Regions from separate parts of the Homo sapiens genome. Here region 2 is linked to region 1. The links are chromatin loops, found by intact Hi-C in ENCODE. Cell type or tissue: heart right ventricle. All regions are shown on one strand. Links, peaks and the distances in the headings refer to the core of each region. The heading gives the core; the rest is flanking DNA. Region 1 has its middle 140 kb from the start of MARCHF5. Region 2 has its middle 90 kb from the start of MARCHF5.

Region 1 (5,378 bases), core at 306-5,305:
TAGGAAATATGCAGATGCAATAATGTGATTTCTATTTTTTTCTTAAGTCTGAAGTACTTGATTGGTAGCTCCCAATCATTTCTCCCATCTCACTTGTCTAGCTCTGTCACAGAAGCTGTAAAAGCTACAAACTCCGTCTCTCTGTTCCCTTGTAGGGAGAGATGGTCAATGAGATCTAAGTGAAATCACTAAGGAGGGCTTCCCTTCCTGAATAAAATGACAATACCTCAGTACAAGAAGTGTCTTTTTCCCTTGTCCCTCCACCCCCGAATTCTTGCTACCATCTTCCTGGGGACATGAAACTTAGAAGTGGAGCAGCCACCACTGGCCATGAGATGACAAGTGTGAGGACAAAAGCCACTGTAACTAAGAAGGACAGAATGGACAGGTGAGAGCAGCCCGGATCCCTCCCTGATGGCGACTATGGGCAGCTTTTATGCTGATCAGCCTCCCGAGTAGCTGGGACTACAGGGGACTGCCTATCCCTGCACTTGCTATGAGGGGAAAAGCCACTGTTGATCAGGCTTCCTGTTGTTCTCCGATGTTGTTAGGGCAGGAACACTTGGCAGATTTCCTGGTATTTACAATTAGACACTTAATAAATGGAGGAATTTATCCCTTACTGAACATCACTGAGAAGTTGCTATGTTGGCATATAGAACATAAATATATTTACTTATTTATTTTTATTTATTTTTGCGGGAGACCGGAGTTTTATTACTCAAACCAGTCTCCCATAAATATATTTATAATGTTGATTTTAGACATTATCCTTTCTAAAGAGACCCTGTGGGCTTTAGACAAAGCTAAGACTTGAGAAGCTCAAGTTCCTTTGTTGTTGTTGTTATTTCTAAAAAGTATGTATTAAATGCCTAATTGTAAATACCAAGAAATCTGCCAAGTGTTCCTGCCCTAACAACATTTTCTGAGCCAAAATGCACAGTTTGGGTTTGGCATGGTCGCTCACACCTGTAATTCCAGCACTTTGGGAGGCCAAGGTGGGAAGCCAGGAGTTCAAAACCAGCCTGGGCAGCATAGTGAGACCCTGATTCTATATAAAACAAAGAAAAAGAAAACAAAATGCATAGTTTGACATATCAAATGAATATTTTCAACAGAACTGTGCTAGATAATCCAGACTGTCCATGGCTCTACCTGACACAGCCTATGATTTCTTCAGGGTAAGCACCAGATCAGGACACATACATCACTGCTATGGCCGAACACACAGACAATGACACAGAAACAATAAACCAAATAGCAACAGACAACAAGGTGTTTGCATCAAGATAAGCCTAATTTGGGTAAGGCATGGTGGTTCACACCTGTAATCCCAGCACTTTGGAAGGCTGAGGTAGTCAGATGGTTTGAGCCCAGAAGGTCAAGACCAGCCTGGGCAACATGGCAAGGCCCTGTCTGTACAAAAAATATAAACATTAGCCGGGCATGGTGGCACGTGTCTGTTGTCCCAGCTACTTGAGAGGCTGAGATGGGAGGATTGATTCAGTCTGGTAAGTCAAGGCTGCAGTGAGCCATGATCTTGCCACTGCACTCCAGCCTGGGCGACAGAGTGAGAACTGGTTTCAAAAATAAATAAATAGGCCGGGCGTGGTGGCTCATGTCTATAATCCCAGCACTTTGGGAGGCTGAGGAGGGCAGATTACGAGGTCAGGCATTCCAGACCAGCCTGGCCAACATGGTAAAACCCCGTCTCTACTAAAAATACAAAAATTAGCCAGGTGTGGTGGTGCGTGCCTGTAATCCCAGCTACTCAGGAGGCTGAGGCAGGAGAATCACTTGAACCCAGGAGGTGGAGGTTGCAGTGAGCCGAGATCGTGCCACTGCACTCCAGCCTGGGTGACAGAGCGAGACTTCATCTCAAAAAAGAAAGAAAGATGAAAGAAAAAGAGAAAAGAAAGAAGGAAGGAAGGGAGGGAGGGAAGAAAGGGAGGGAAGGGAAGGAAGGGAAGGAGAGGAAGGAAGGGGAGGAAGGAAGGGAAGGAAAGGAAAGGAAGGAAAGGAAGAAAGGAAAAAGAGGAAAGAAAGGAAAGAGACCTAAGTTGATTTTAAGAGTAAACAACAAGGCATCTAATTGGAAAAAGAACTGGGAACGAGTAAGAGTTCCACATTTTGATTCAGCAGAGTGGTAATTTGCTATTCAGGGGTCAGAATATTCAGGATAGTTGCTATTCTGTGGTCTGCAGCAAAAGGATTTAATGGAAGAGGATTTCCGTGAATTCACTGGCTGTTTAAGGAATTGGAGAAAACTGAGTTGGCAAATGGAGAAAAGATATTATAGGCACATGATGTCACCTTGGAAAAGGTCATGAAGGCAAAGGCAGGCCCTCCCTGGAGCACAACATAGTAATGTGTCCCCTGGGGCTGTGTCATATGCCATCCCTGTAAGCAGCGCAGGGGAAAGTGAAGTGCACTTGGATAAGGCAGAGGTGATTGACTAAGAAGTAGGAGGAAGTAAATGACATTAAATGTTGAACTTCATTGGGGTCTGCTCCTACACATTTCTTTCTTGCTTTTATTTTATGACATGCTGTTAACTCTCAACTTTCTTTTTTTTTTTCTTTTTTTTTTTAAGTTGGAGTTTCGCTCTTGTTGCCCAGGCTGGAGTGCAATGGTGCAATCTCGGCTTACCCCACAACCTCCGCCTCCAGGGTTCAAGCAATTCTCCTGCCTCAGCCTCCCGAGTAGATGGGATTACAGGCATGCACCACCATGCCTGCTAATTTTGTATTTTTAGTAGAGATGTGGTTTCTCCATGTTAGCCTGTTCTCAAACTCCCAACCTCAGGTGATCGCCAGTCTCAGCCTCCCAAATTGCTGGAATTACAGGCGTCAGCCACCATGCCTGGCCTTAACTCTCCACTTTCTATCTCCAAACCTAATCTCTCCCTGAATCTCAAATTCATTTCCAGCTGCCTCCTGGCTATCTCCACCTGGACTTTTGCACAGTCATTTCAAACTCACCATGTCCAAAAAGGAACTTCCTTTTTTTTTTCCTGGGACAGAGTCTTCGCTCTGTCGCCCAGGCTGGAGTGCAGTGGCTCGATCTCTAGCTCATTGCAACCTCTGCCTCCTGGGTTCAAGTGATTCTCCTGCCTCAGCCTCCCAAGTAGCTGGGATCACAGGAGCATGCCACCATGCCCCGCTAATTTTTGTATTTTTAGTAGAGACGGGGTTTCACCATGTTAGTCAGGCTGGTCTTGAACTCCTGACCTCATGATCCGCCCACCTCAACCTCCAAAAGTGCTGGGATTACAGGCGTGAGCCACCACACCCGGCTCCAAAAAGGAACTTCTTAAACTGTCTTTTCTTTCTGTATGCTCATTTTCTCAGTCCATTTTTAATTTTTTTCCCCGATTTATTGAGGTATAATTGACACAGTCTATATTTGTTGACAACTATTTATCAGGTGCCTACTCTGTGCCACTCACTGTGCTAGGGCTGGGATAGAAGGATGAACAAGACCAGACATGGTTCCACCCCACTGCCTTTTCAATCTAGAGAAGCAGACTGCCACCAAACAAATAAGCCTGGCCCAGCACGGTGGCTCAGGCCTGCAATCCCAGCACTTTGGGAGGCCAAGGTGGGAGGATTGCTTGAGCCTGGGAGTTTGAGACCAGCCTGGGCAACATAGTGAGACCCTGGGACTACAAAAAAATTAAAAATTCCCTGGGTGTGGTGCTCGTGCCTGTAGTCCCAGCTACTTGGGAGGCTGACATGGGAGGATTGCTAGAAGCCCAGGAGGTTGAGCCTGCAGTAAGCTGCGAAGGTGCCACTGCACTCCAGCCTGGGTAACAGAGCAACACCCTGTGTCAAAACAAATGAACAAAGAAACCCACAATTACATATTTCCATCTATGATGATAGAGGAATGGAGGTGAGTGCCATCCGAGAGTACAAAAGGGGTACTTGAGATCTAATTAAGTAGAATTTTACCCACCCCATCACCTATGCTAGAAAACTGGATGTCATTCTTTTCCTTTCCCTCTCTTACTGTACAAATAAAACCAATCACCTCATCTTGCCTATTTGACCCCCTAAGTATTTCTCAAGCCTGCTTCCTATTTCCCTTCTTCATTATTCTAGCGGAGACTGTCACCTTCTTCTACTTGGACCGTGCATTACTCTTTGATGCCAGGCTTTGTACGCTTTCCCCTTCTGCTTCACTCTACCACCCCACCATGGCTTTTCATACTGCCTCCAGGCAGCTTTATTCAAGACCTATATCTGACCATGTGGCTTTCCTGCCTAAAGCCTTTCCCATTTTGTGTTAAAAAGTCAACTTCACTTTTAAGTAAATTAATAGATTTTATGGGGGAGGAGTATAGTTTTAGGTTTACAGAAAAATTGAACAGAATGTACAGAGAGTTTCAGAATACCCGCCCTTTTTTTTTTTTTTTTTTTTTTTTTTTGAGACTGGATCTTGCTAGGTCACCCAAGCTGGATTGCAGTGGAGCTATCTTGGCTCACTGTGACCTCCACCTCCCAGGTTCAAGCAATTCTCCTGCCTCAGCCTCCCAAAGTGCTAGGATTACAGGTGCCCGCCACCACGCCTGGCTAATTTTTGTATTTTTAGTAGAGGTGGGGTTTCACTGTATTGGCCAGGCTGGTCTCAAACTCCTGACCTCAAGTGATCAGACTGCCTCAGCCTCCCGAAGTGCTGCGATTACAGACCTGAGGCGCCTGGCAATATCCCTATTATTAACATCTTGGATTAGTGTGGCACATTTGTTATAATTGATAAATCAGTATTGATATATTATTGTTAACTAGAGTCCATAGTTTACTTTAGAGGTCAGTCTTTGTGCCATTTTTTTTCTTCTATAATTTTACTCTTTTTTGTTTGTTTGTTTGTTTTGAGACAGAGTTTCACTCTTGTCATCCAGGCTGGAGTGCAATGGCACGATCTCGGCTCACTGCAACGTCCGCCTCCCGAGTTCAAGTGATTCTCCTGCCTCAGCCTTGCAAGTAGCTGGGATTACAGGTGCCCACCATCACGCCCAGCTAATTTTTGTATTTTTAGTAGAGATGAGGTTTCACCATGTTGGCCAGATTGGTCTCGAACTCCTGACCTCAGGTAATCATGAGCCACCATGCCTGGTTAATTTTCCTCTTTTCAATGTCATCAATTTTTGCAGTAATTTTTTTTCTTCTGCTTGTTTTAGAGATGGCATCTCACTATGTTGCCCAGGCTGGAGTGCAGTGGTGCAATCAAACTCCTGGGCTCAAGCCATCCTTCCACCTCAGCCTCCTGAGTAGCTGGGACTACAGGTGTGCACCACCAGCCTGGCTAATTAAAAAAAAAAATTTTTTTTAAAGACAGGGTCCCACTATGTTGCCCAGGCTGGTCTCGAACTCCTT
Region 2 (5,378 bases), core at 130-5,129, 49 kb after region 1:
TGGATTTTCTAATGCAACTAGCTTAATGTAAAATTCTTCACATACTAAAATAAATTTTCCTTAACTAACCTGTCTGGTGGAATAATTGGCTATAAGTGGTAATGATATCATTACTCTTAACTAATTACTGCTCTCTGAATTTACCCTGTTTTTGCTTTCTTGAGAAGTGACGATTATAATAATGTTTATTAATCTTACTGATACTAATAAATATTAAGAACCAATATTTAATGAGTACTTAGATGTTCTAGGCAATGATCTAAGCTTTTTATATATTCTATGTCATTTAATTCTTACATACATTCTATGATATAAGAACTGTTATGATTCATACTTTACTGATGGGGAAATTGAGGTACAAAGGAGGTCTGGTAACTTGCCCAAGATTATAGAGTGGTGAAGTTGGAGCTAGTATTTTCAACCCAGACAGTTTAACTCCAGAGTCCATTCTGATGACCACTATACTAGGCTTGAGAAATGCTTGCACATGTGTGTAAGGTACTATAAGAGGCCAGGCACAGTGGCTCACGCCTGTAATCCCTGCACTTTGAGAGGTCAAGGCAGGCAAATCACTTGAGCTCAGGAGTTCAAGACCAGCCTGGGCAACATGGCGAGATCCCTGTCTCTATATAAAAAAAATATATATATATATATATTCTTTAAAAGGTACTATAGGCCGAAGCTGGGCACGGTGGCTCATGCCTGTAATCCTAGCACTTTGGGAGGCTGAGGTGGGCGGATCACCTAAGGTCAGGAGTTTGAGACCAGCCTGGCCAACATGGTGAAACCCCGTATCTACTAAAAATAAAAAAAATTAACTGGGCGTGGTGGCGGGTGCCTGTAATCCCAGCTACTCGGGGTCTGAGGTAGGAGAATTGCTTGAACCCGGGAGGCAGAGGCTGCAGTGCAGTGAGCCGAGATCACGCCACTGAACTCCAGCCTGGGAGATAGAGCCAGACTCCATGAAAAAAAAAAAGAAAAAAGAAAAGGGTCTGGAAAGGAAGGTATACACCAAACTGACTCTAAGAAAGAATGTGGAAGGGGAAGAATTTCACTTTAAATTTTGATATGCTTCTGTGATACTGTGAAATATATATTTGGTCTTTGCAGGTTTCCTGGCATACAACTCCTAAAATGCTTGGAATCTTCAAAGTGATGTGTGTCTTTTTATATGCTAATAACTTGACTGATGGCTGACAGCCTCTAGGTAGCATCAGCGGTAGAAGTGGCTCCACAGAAAGATTAAGGCAGGCTTATCAGCTGCACCTCCCAACCTTTGGGGAGAGGAGAAGGGCTGAAGATTGAGTTGATTATCAATGGCCAATGATTTAATCAGTCACACCTGTGTAATGAAGTCTCCATAAGAACTCAAAAGGACTGGGTTCAGAGAGCTTCCGGGGAGCTGAACATGTGGAGATTCCCCGCGAGAACCTCCCCCTTCTCCCATACCTTGCTCTATACATCCCTTCATCTATATCCTTTGTAATATCCTTTTTTTGTTGTTTTATTTTGATTTTTTGAGACAGAGTTTCACTCCTGTTGCCCAGGCTGGAGTGCAATGGTGCAATCTTCACTCACTGCAACCTCCACCCCCTGGGTTCAAGTGATTCTCCTGCCTTAGCCTCCCGAGTAGCTGGTATTACAGGCACGTGCCACCACGCCCAGCTAAGTTTGTATTTTTAGTAGAGACAGGGTTTCACCATGTTGGCCAGGCTGGTTTTGAACCCCCAACCTCAGGTAATCCACCCGCCTCAGCCTCTCAAAGTGCTGAGATTACAGGCGTGGGTCACCGCGTCCAGCTTGTAATATCCTTTATAATAAACCAGTAAACACAATTAAGTGTTTTCTGTGAGTTCTGTTAGCCACTCTAGCAAATTAACGGAACCCAAGGAGGTAGGTTGGTGGGTCAGAAGCACAGGCAAAATAACCTGGGAGTTGCAATTGGCATCACAAGTGGAGCTGAGTCTTGTGGGACTGAGTCCTCAGCCTGTGTGATCTGATGCTATTGAGATGGAACAGAGACCCCTCCTCCCCCCAACACCCACTTAGGTGCCTGTTGAGCACCCCACTCCTAAGCATGGAAATCAAGAAAAATCTTGAGTTCCTTTAAGAGAATTTCCAGGCGCCCAGCAAGCCCTGAGAAGTTGATAAGCAAGGAGATAATAGTAGCCTAAAACAATAGCCCAGAACACCAGAATTTTAGGATGTTTGGTTTCCTTAGAAACTAATGATAATATCTTAACACATGTCTCTGTGTTGTTTTTGAGAAATGTGGACTCCCACGGAATGGATCTGCCAGCATGCAGACATCAGACAATGGGGAGCTGAGGACTGAATTCTGACCACTGTTCTTTGTTATAAATTTATTCCCGAGGGGCCTAGAGGGAGTCACACCCGTGAGCCAGAGCTAACATTCTTTTCTCCTGACCCCGGTTTTTTTTTCTTTTTTTCATGTGGCAGCTCACTGTCACCCAGGTTGGAGTGCAGTGGCATGATCTCAGTTCACTGCAACCTCCGCTTCCCAGACTCAAGCGATCCTCCCACCTCAGCCTCCTGAGTAGCTGGAACCACAGGCACATGCCAGCACGCCTGGCTAATTTTTTGGATTTTTGGTAGAAATGGGGTTTTGTCATGTTGCTCAGGCTGGCCTCGAACTCCTGAGCTCAGGCGATTCACTCGCGTTGGCCTCCCAAAGTGCTGGGATTACAGTTATGAGCCGCTGCGCCCAGTCTGACCCCAAATTTTTAAACAAAGCTTCTCTTCCTTAACTAATTGCAAATCAGAAAATCTTTGAGTCTGTCTATGACTTGTAAGCCCCTGCTGCAAGCTATCCCACCCTTTCAGGCCAAAACCCATGTGTAGCCTCCATGCATTGATTTATGATTTTACCTGTAACTTCTGCTTTCTTAAAATTTACCCCTGCCAGATGGGCATGGTGGCTCACGCCTATAATCCCAGCACTTTGGGAGGCTGAGTTGGGTGGATCACCTGAGATCCGGAGTTCGAGACCAGCCTGACCAACATGGTGAAACCCCGTCTCTACTAAAAATACAAAAATTAGCCGGGCGTGAGGGTGTGAGCCTGTAGTCCCAGCTACTCAGGAGGCTGAGGCAGGAGACTCGCTAGAACCCGGGAGGCGGAGGTTGCAGTGAGCCGAGATCGTGCCACTGCACTCCAGCCTGGGACACAGAGGGAGACTCCATCTCAAAAAACAAACAAAACAAAAACCCTTACCTGCAAGCCATTGGGGAGGTGAGGACTTAAGCATGAGCTACCTGATTTCCTTGCTTGTTGCCTGCAAATAAACGCCTTCCTTTCTCTCACTGCAAACCTCGGTGTGACTATTTGGTCTTACTGTGCCAGGAGATTGGACCCCAGTTAGGTTTGATAACACTGTCTTGAGGTAGGTAGGGTCAGAATTGACTTGAATTAGAGGACAGCCAGCTGGTGTTCACTGCAGAATGCATGGCTGGTGAAATCCCCACACATCTGGTCACAGAAATCTTTTGTGATTGTTAAGCAAGAGGATATAAAAAACACTTTTTTTCCCCTGCATTCTCAGAGCTTCTGTATCAGTTGAAGTTTTTGCAACAAGCACATACCATTTAGGAAATTAAGAAAAACAACAAAAATTTTGCTCTATAGAGAAAAACCAGAAGAATATTCTTCAAGCTATTAACAGTTGTCATTTCTGCAGATCTAGGGAGTGGGTGGAATAGAGGAATGTATGAATTTTATAAGGAGACAGCCACAATAAATATACGTTGTACAAAAGTTATTCTGCCTTGGTAAGGAGAGTTGATGAGAAATCTATAGAATCTTGTCTTGAGAATCCTATCCTAATTTCATTTTTTCCTGCAACATTAATTCTTATTCCCTGTACACTGTTATTCAAATGAAGGTGATATTTCATTGCCAAAAACCACCCTACAGTGGGGATAAACTGTGTTAGGGATGCAGGGACTGAGCATTTCTTCAACTAGAATCCTTTTGGGGGGCCTGGACTCCAGAGCACAACCAAAACAAAACAGAAATCCCCTAAGGCTGAAGGGAAGCATAGCCCTTGCTGGCTCACATAGTTAGCAGTACCTGAAGAATGCCCAACAAAACCTAGTTATTAATCCTGGTACAAGACAAAATTCCAACAAATTTAGTTATAGATTTAATTGGCTTTTATTTGTCATTCATGAGTCAGGGCAGCCTCCATTCTACAAAATAAAATCAAAGCTCTCACTTGGGCAGTAGCAGAACAGTGGGTTTTGTAAGGTGGGAACATGGAAACAGAACAATAGAAAAAATAAATTGATGCAGTGGGGACTTCTTCATTATGTTGACTAAGGCAGACCGGGATCTCTTGTTTCCAGAAAAACTGGTCTGTATCGGGATCTATCTGCTACCTTAAAGTTTCAGTTTGATTATGTGGCATTTAGCATGAGTGACTCCATTTTGGTTTGATCTGGTCTGCTTGGGACTAGTGCTCAGTACAATATAATGACTTCTCATAATTTTTGTTTAACAATCCCAAAGACTTCTGTGATTTACTTTTTTTTTTTTAAGAGATAGGGTCTCACTATGTTGCCCAGGCTGGAGTGCAATGGCTATTCGCAGGCGCAGTCATAGCTCACTGCAGCCTTGAACTCCTGGGCTTAAGCAATCCTCTTGCCTCATCCTCCCAAGTAGCAGGGACTACATATGCACCACCATGCCCAGCTGTTAGTCATTTTTAAAAGAGATGATGGAAATATTAAAAAATGAATAGAGGTGATTTACATGTGGGAAATGGGACTGAAGATATGCTTATGTATCAATTGAAGTTTTTTTTTTGTTTGTTTTTGTTTTTGTTTTTGTTTGTTTTTTTAGAGGGAGTCTTGCTCTGTTGCCCAGGCTGGAGTGCAGTGGCACGATCTCGGCTCACGGCAACCTCCGCCTCCAAGGTTCAAGCAATTCTCCTGTTTCAGCCTCCCAAGTAGCTGGGATTACAGGCACCCACCACCACGCCCGGCTAATTTTTGTATTTTTAGTAGAGACAGGGTTTCACCATGTTGGCCAGGCTGGTCTCGAACTCCTGACCTTAGGTGATCTGCCCTCCTGGGCTTCTCAAAGTGCTGGGATTACAGGCATGAGCCACCGAGCCCGGCCTCAGTTGAAGTTTTTACAGCAAGCACATCAAATTAAAGAGAGACTAGAGCAGGGCAGACTTTAAAAAATTTTCTTCTGTTCTGTTTGAATTTTTAAAATCATAGCACATAATACTGTTATAATAATTTGGTTTTATGAAAAATAGATGATATATTGTACACGTGGGTGGTTTTTGAATCCATGGTATTTTGGGGACTTTCTTAGACTATTTCTGAGTTGCCAAAGTGAAAAGTTACATG

The links. Peaks named below come from ENCODE experiments on the same cell type or tissue, not always from the same donor. Only the 100,000 strongest peaks of a DNase experiment are listed, where the experiment ranks them.
Region 2: it touches region 1 in a loop (7-fold over the local background); 5 of 110 quality-filtered maps call a loop at or near these places.

Annotation. Positions count from the first base shown.
Region 1 is chr10:92,427,898-92,433,275 of GRCh38, reverse strand. No RefSeq gene overlaps it. Among named protein-coding and RNA genes, the nearest start is that of MARCHF5, 140 kb to the right of the region's middle. In heart right ventricle, for the core only: no CTCF peak of the experiment used is centred there; a DNase peak (open chromatin) is centred at 2,372; H3K27ac peaks cover 3,033 bases.
Region 2 is chr10:92,378,700-92,384,077 of GRCh38, reverse strand. No RefSeq gene overlaps it. Among named protein-coding and RNA genes, the nearest start is that of MARCHF5, 90 kb to the right of the region's middle. In heart right ventricle, for the core only: no CTCF peak of the experiment used is centred there; no DNase peak of the experiment used is centred there; H3K27ac peaks cover 1,298 bases.